Linked DNA regions of Homo sapiens: region 1 is linked to region 2. Evidence: chromatin contacts called from ENCODE Hi-C or POLR2A ChIA-PET data. All regions are on one chromosome and are shown on one strand. The core of a region is the stretch at or near the end of the contact, and the rest is flanking DNA. Distances in the headings are between cores, read along the strand shown.

Region 1 (4,005 bases), core at 346-2,845, 490 kb after region 2:
CCATGGCATCAGGAGCAGAGTCTGCAGGTGACCACTCTGAAGGGGCCTCCTTCCCTGCTAGCCCAGGCTCTGCCCCCTCTGACAGTGTGGGTAGGGCTTTAAAAGTGGATCCAGGGGAAGGAACAATTGATCCTAGCGGCCCGCCCCTGGAGGGAATGCAGGGCAAGGCTTTCCGGGTTTGCTGCCACAATCACAGGACAAAAGCTCCCCGCTCACTGCAGACACCTGTGCTCCACACTTACCTTGAAAGCCTTCCTGAGCACCTAGGACCCCCTCTGACCTGCAGAGTGGGCCAACACTAAGACCGTGTTTCTAGGTGCTTTATTAGAATCAGCTCCTTTCAGCTCCCTGACTAGTGAACCCATTTTGTAGAAGAAGGGACAGGGCTTTCAAAAGTGATGTAATTGGCAAGATCATAGGGTGAGTGAGGAGAGGAGGTGGGATTCCCATCCAGCTCCTAATTCCAGGGCATGTCCCTAAACTGCTATATAATTCAGCTTGCTAACAGCCTCAGACTTAAACAAGTGGAAAATAAAAGCAGTAAGGCACACAAAAACCCCTGAGAGTGCAGCTGGAACTGGGATGGGACACAGACTTTGATGAAGCCTAGGACTTTAGGTCCCAGTCTGAAAATCCCTGCTCCAGGCTGTGGGAAATTGCATGCTCCTAGCTTCAGCAGCACGCTCATGCTGCCTGGAGTTTGCAGCTATCGGACACCAACTCCAGCCACTTTGCAGGAAGATGGAAAGCCACAGACTCCTCTCCATTCCAAGGAGAGCCACCAAGCCACCAGAGGGATACAGCTGGCCCCTTCCCTTCATATGGTGGGGGGAGATCAGAGGCATGGCACAGATGCTGGCTGTGCCCTTTGTCCACCAAATCTGATTCTGGTCACTTCTCCCTTTGCCACCATGCGTGCCCAGGAAATGCAAGCCCCTCCCAGTGTAGTTTAAGCCCAGAATATTAGGAAGGTGAACCTGCTGCACACAAGTATGGACTTCCAAGGTCAAATATGCAGGTTTGACACTTAGCAAGGCTACTACTATGGGTCATTAGCTGGGAAGGTTAGGGGTCACCTGATAATATTCTGCAGCGGCTCTTTGGGTGGCAGAATCCCACGATTTCCCAAAACAGACTCAGGAGACCCCTGCTTTTAGACAAAAAGGTCCTTAAACTATATGGCTGCCTGCTTTCCTCCTGAAAGTCCCCATCACCTGAGGACTCCACGACAGCTCCAGGCTGTGAGTGAGTAACGGATTCTACCGCATCTAGAAGAGGAATTAGAGCGGGGCGCCCCGACGAGCACACGCTCTGTGTTCAGGCATGGCTGCTGCTCTGACTTGCACAGTGTTGCCCCAAATGGTCAAGATGTTTGCTCCATAAGTCTGTCTTCGGTCTAGCTGAAAACTCTGTTCTTCCATCCAAGCTGACTTCCTCTAGTCTGGGTCCCTGTGGACATGGAGGCAGCGGCCCCTCATCTCTCCGTATAAATCTTTCATGAGTTTCACGGCACGATGTTCCTTCCCTCCGGCCTCCTCTTCCCTGGCCCCAGCCCTCCAGCACTCCTCACAGGACATACTTTCCACCCCTTTAATCATCTTTATTGCCTCACTTTGGACCCTGGCCCGTCCACATCCTTTGGGAGGTGTGCTGACCTAACCCGGACATTGGTGAATGTGAGCGCAGCTCAGCGGAAGCTCGGCTTCCCAGCCGTTGCATGCCGCGCTCCTCTTCCTACATCCCTGGGTCACGCTGCTGCTTTCCGGAGGCCTGCCACTGTCCAGGGTCTTCCTGCTGAGTGAGGTGACCTGGCCCAGAAATGGACATGCAGGCTGACCTGGATGCTGGGTGGCAGCCTGCCATTGCCTGGGCGCAGAGAGGTGGGGCAGAGGGTGACTTCTCATCAGGAAGCTCGGGGACTCTCCACACCTCCCAGACACACACTCTGGGTCTTCCCTGCCATCAGAGACTACAGGGCCAGAGGCAGAGGACATAAAGCCTTTGCTCTCTCTGACACCTCCCAGGCCCCTGTGAACCCTATTCCTCCTTGAGGGGTGCTGCCTCCTTCTTCCCTCTACCAGGAACCCAGAAACCAGGAATTTGCCTCTGTGATGCTGCACAGCAAAAAGGCAGCACACACGATGCGATAAACTGTACTCTGGTCAAGGCAGGAACAGGCCTGGGTCCACCTCTTCCTGCTCAGTGTTCCTTTTTGATGCCTGGTGCTTCTACAGAAAGTGTCTGGTGGTTCTGATTTCTAAGCCAGGACACTGCCTTCTTCCCAAGCTACTTATACATTTGCCATCCTCTGTGAATGTGTTCAGATCCACTTAATCCACCAGTGGATGACAAAGCAGTCTGGGCACCCAGGCCTACATCCACCCTGAGAGTTGCAGTCACCACCTAATAATCCCTATTCAGGGTGTGCATGCGTAGGGAAGGATCAGAGACCCTGGTCTCAGCCTAAGGAGGTGGCCAGCCAGCCTGAGCACAGGCGCCGCTAGGGTTCTGAGCAAGGCATGTCCACCGGCTGTTTCTTGGCCCTCAGAGAACATTCTCTGTTCATTAAAGGTAGAACCAAAAGCCGTCATCTTTATCTAAGAATATATTCCCTATAGAGGAACACCTCATTTTAATTCCTGAGGCATAAGCCTTTTTGTTCGTTCTTTTTTTGGTATTTCCATCCAGAAATAATTTATGCATGTTCAAGCAAAAAATATACTCTAACTCCCCCTTTTGCATAAATGACCACACATAAGAAACATTACTCTGCACCTGAATTTTTTCCACTTAAAATATATCTTGAAGATCTCCCCTTATAAGAAAGCCTTTTTGAAAATAAATGCACACATTCCCAGGATGCTCAATTTCAGCTGCATGTTCTTATCCAGGGCTACCTCATTGCCCCTTTCCTGGCCCCATTGTCACTCGGGAGTCTGAGCTCCACAGGAGATCTCGGTTTCTGCCTTAGTTTAAGTGGGTTCCCCCAGGAATTTGGGAGCAGTAGCATGTGCCATTGCTGATCTGTGTGTTGCCTGTGACAGCAGAGCCAGCACGCATGAGGGACAACCCCCAATGACCAGGGAGGAGGAAAACAGATACTCTTGCACTTGTGAGCTCCAGGAGCCTCCTGGAGGCCATGTCTCAAAACACACAGCCAGCCAGTCCTATTTTCTGAGGACCACTATTGTTGCTTTGAGGTCAGCGGAAACAGCATTTTTCCTCCTGAACTGCAAAGCCTGGTCACTGCCTGACCCCCAGGAAGAGGCAGTGGTGATGGTGGGCTCTCAGCCAAACGCCTGAAGGGAGCCAATCCCTAGGCCAACAAGAGAAGTGGAGCCGCCACTCTGCCCCTGGGGAATCCCCAGCCAGTAACCAACCCACGATGCCACCAACCCCATCTCATCAGGATCAGCTGGTGACTGGGAAAAGCGAAATGCAGGCCAAAGCTGACGTCGCTACAGATGGCAGAAGCAGGAAAGGAAAACCCAAAGCTCACGACGAAGTCTCTCCTACCTTCGATCATTTCTCCTCCTGCGGAACAGCTTCTTGGTGTGTGCGATCTCCACTTCATGGGGCATCGGGTGGTAGCCCTGTGTCATGGGGGGAGGAAGGGGGATCATTAGTAACTCCTGAAAGAGAGCAAAGCACCTCTGGGACTGCACTAAGTACACCAGCATCTAAGACAGAAAGACATCAAGAGTTTGGAGAGACTAGACTCTAACCACCAAATCCAGACTGAAAAAGGAAAAACAGTAGAGTCAATGAACTTCCTACCAGGCAGTGATGCTGGAATTACAGAATCAAAGAACAGTAGGGACAATGAGGACCTTAGAATCCATTATGTCCAAGTCCTTGAATTACAGATGAGACATTCAAATCTGGAAAGATGAACAAGCTGGTTCAAGGTTTTGCAGAAAATGAGCAACAGAGCTGGGGCCAGGTTCTGCAGCTCACTGGCTGTGCATCCCAGGACAAGTTACTTCTCTAAGCACAAGTTCCATA
Region 2 (3,542 bases), core at 878-3,377:
TGTGTTGGACAAACTGTATTTCCCCCACTCTCACTGTTCTACGCTTCAGCATTGCTTCTCGACCCTCAGTGACAATGGAGAGGAACTCTTGTCTTTAACTTGCTCTCACATTCTCAGATCCTATGCTTCCAGGTTATTAACCTCTGCTGTCCATTTACTGCATGCTGCATGTTGTATATGACTGACAATTGCATGTTTTAATAAGACATGTGTCAATTAAATTATTAAAGAGAACATTTATATTTGAAATGGTACTAAATAATTTTTTTAAAATAATAGCTGGATTTTGTTTCCTTACAAATGTCTTCTTAAGTAATTTATATTATGTTTCACGGGAGAGAGGAAAGCTTTCAACCACAGAGTTGTCTATATAAACTTGCCAGAACTATTCTATACCGCATTCCATTTGGGAATCTTTTGATTTATAGTAGTTGGAGTGCTCTGATGTTTTATATGAAATAGACTCTACAGTTACTATGACCTTTGAGTTCTCCTTCATGCAAGCACACCTGAGAGCTAGCTGTAGGATTTCACCTATGTTCCGATAGAGGTGCATTCAGTTGAGCAGGTTGATTTTATAGGAAGGCAGAAATTATACTATTGGGGTTTTGTATTTTGTACTCATTTTATTTACATACAGAGTGGCTATAAAATCATATAAAATCAGCAGGTTGCAATGTGTCATGGATGAATGTAGATTAAACATAATGGGGGTCAGTGGAGTAAGAAAGAGACAAGCTGTCAATCTCGAATATCAGAGAAAATCAACACCTGCTGTTTTGTGTTTATCGTGCACCAAAATAGAGGGGCAGTATGACATTACCACTTTGTGCTTTGCAGTTAACATTTTTAACACGTTTTTTTTTTTCTAAGTAAGAGATGACTTATACCAGCACTATACTGTTAGCTAGATATGGTGATTTAAGGCAATAACTTCACTGCCAGATGATTTAGATGAAGAAGGAGAAAACTCCATGACAACCTTAACCAGAAATTAGCAAACATTTAGAATTTAAAATAGACCTTTTCAGATGATGAAACATATAAAACTTGAGACTATACATAATATCTAAGTGAAAATACTTGATTGCTAGGAAAGGAAAGCAGTCTGGTGTGTAAGTTGACAGAGACTTTTCTTGGAAGCAGAAAGATTTTATAGACTCGTGATGATGTTGATCAGCCTCACATCGAGTCATTGTAGATACTTTTGAGAAATAAAAAACTGAGGGTTAGAAAAGTAGGTGAAAATAATAGAATTAACTGTTACGTATGTAATGTTAGAAGAATTTATCAAATTTAGCAGACTAAACCCAGTGACTTTCCACTGGCTTATGGAAAGTGAGGGAATATCAGGTAAGTTGCATGATACTCTCAGGAATTGGAGACAGAGTGTGTCTGGTTTCAAGGAATGAGGAGAACTGCTGCTGATCATTGAACTTCTGAAATGTGCAGGATAATTGACGTCTTTTTCTTTTTAATTTTTTTTTTTTTTTTTTTTTTGAGATGGAGTCTTGCTCTGTCACCCAGGCTAGGCTGCAGTGACTCAATCTCTGCTCACTGCAACCTCTGCCTCCCTGGCCCAAGCAGTTCTCCCACCTCAGCCTCCCGAGTAGCTGGGATTACAGGTGTGCACCACCACGCCTGGCTAATTTTTATATTTTTAGAAGAGACAGTGTTTCACCATGTTGGCCAGGCTAGTCTTGAACTCCTGACCTCAAGTGATCTGCCCTCCTCGGCCTCCCAAAGTGTTGGAATTACAGGTGTGAGCCACTACACCCGGTCGACCTTACTCTTATTTACTAGTGTATCATCGGACTCTCCACAAAACCAATAGGAGATTTTATATGTAAGTGGAGAGAGAGAGAGATGGAGACAGAGCTATTTTGGGCTTTGGCTATTGCAGGGGCTTGCAAGTCTGAAATCTGTAGGGCAGGTTGGCAGCCTGGAAATTCAGGTAAGCCTTGATATTGCAGTCTCAAATTCTAAATGCACAGGGCAGGCCGTCAGACAAGTGACTCAGGCAGGATTTTTATGCTGTGGTCTTCAGACAGAATTCCTTCTTCCTCAGGAAACCTCAGTCTTTATAATAGCTTCAGCTGATTGGGTGAGTCCTATTCATGTTATAAAAGGTACTCTGCTTTCCTTAACATTCCATAAATGTTAATCACATCTGCAAATACCTTCACAGCAACATCTAGACTAGTGTTTGACCCAACAACTGGGCACAATAGTTTAGCCAGGTTTACACATAAAACATCATCACACTATGCTTCTCTTCTGTGTTCTTTGTTACCACGTATCTGTTCCATGTGTTTTTCTTTGTATATATCCTATCCTGTCATATCTCTCCTATGGTTTTGTGGAAACTATAAGCCTTCTGGGGGTAAACACTATATCTTGTTCATTGTTATACATCGTATAGCATATCATGCCTGGCGCATTGTTAACCCTCATTAATACAGCTGGCAGCAGATTTTAGCATTCGTCATGTGTGCCAGAGGCCCCTGTCTTTTTTCTCCTGGAGTCACACTCCTCACCTAGCAGGAGCAGACAGGAGACAGAAATACATGTTCAGCTGGGAAAATAAAAGAAAATGAAAGAAAAAGGAGAAGGAAGACAAAGTAGGGAAAAACAAAAGTTTAAAAATGAGGAGAAAGATGGAGACACCATGTGGTGAAAGCAGTGTCCAATTCCTGAGCCTCCTTCCCCTGATGCCCAGCAGAGTTCAGCCAACACTCAGTTTCTGAGTCAGTGTAGAATTTATTCTGCATTTTCTGTTTCCTCTTTCAACACCTTTCCTGGAACCCCCTCCTTCCTTACCCACTTGGGTTTCTCAGTACTCTCAGCTGGGGTTTACAGTATGAAGCCTCCAGGGGGTATTTTTTCAATATCAAGCCCTCCTGAGGCCCTGCCCATTTTTTTCTGAACAACAGAGAAGAAATACAGTGTTAATATAGTGTAGTGGCTAGGGGCATGGGCTCTGGAGTTAAGGCTTCCTCCCCATACCCCCAACCAACTTTCACTCCTTGCCTTACCACTTGCAGTCTGGGACAGGACAGAGGACACTGTTCTATTCAGGACAGACCTGAATAGATTTGCATAAAAGGAATTACCTCGCCATCTTCTCTTGCCGTGTTCCTTTGCAGGTGACAAACATTTTGCATACACAGTGACACATGGCCAGGTGGAGTGTAGTCCCTGCAGGTGAGAGATTTTCTTCAACAGAACTACATTATATAGAGAGACAAACCAAGCCAAATATCTGAATGGAGCAATCATGGACTTACTTAACAAAATCAAATAGCTTTCTGTTATGCGGAATTTAAAAATGTAACTCAGTTTCTAGAGAGAAATATAAGCTTATTTCTTAAAAAAGAACTTTACCAGCTGGGCGCGGTGGCTAATGCCTGTAATACCAGCACTTTGGGAGGCCAAGATGGGCAGATCATAAGGTCAGGAGATCGAGACCATCCTGGCTAACACAGTGAAACCCTGTCTCTACTAAAAATACAAAAAATTAGCCAGGAGTGGTGGCACACGCT

The links. Hi-C counts contacts between places; a loop is a spot of excess contacts on that map. ChIA-PET counts read pairs that join two places held with the same protein, here RNA polymerase II (POLR2A). Pooled maps may share reads with other maps.
Region 1: a pooled map shows a loop between it and region 2 (2.2-fold over the local background). The contact joins two enhancer-like sites. A Hi-C loop is called at or near these places in 2 of 50 pooled maps. POLR2A ChIA-PET finds 5 or more read pairs at or near these places in 2 of 52 experiments (activated B cell and activated CD4-positive, alpha-beta T cell).

The regions. Positions count from the first base shown.
Region 1 is chr18:48,711,207-48,715,211 of GRCh38, reverse strand. CTIF (cap binding complex dependent translation initiation factor) reads right to left here. Exons shown (of 12, transcript NM_014772.3): 7 at 3,517-3,593. Among named protein-coding and RNA genes, the nearest start is that of MIR4743, 43 kb to the right of the region's middle. Within about 2 kb of position 1,595, at least 8 of the 41 ENCODE cell types and tissues checked have a DNase peak (open chromatin) inside an H3K27ac peak, as active enhancers do.
Region 2 is chr18:49,206,141-49,209,682 of GRCh38, reverse strand. DYM (dymeclin) reads left to right here. Exons shown (of 18, transcript NM_001353214.3): 14 at 1-132. Among named protein-coding and RNA genes, the nearest start is that of MIR4744, 160 kb to the right of the region's middle. Within about 2 kb of position 2,127, at least 3 of the 41 ENCODE cell types and tissues checked have a DNase peak (open chromatin) inside an H3K27ac peak, as active enhancers do.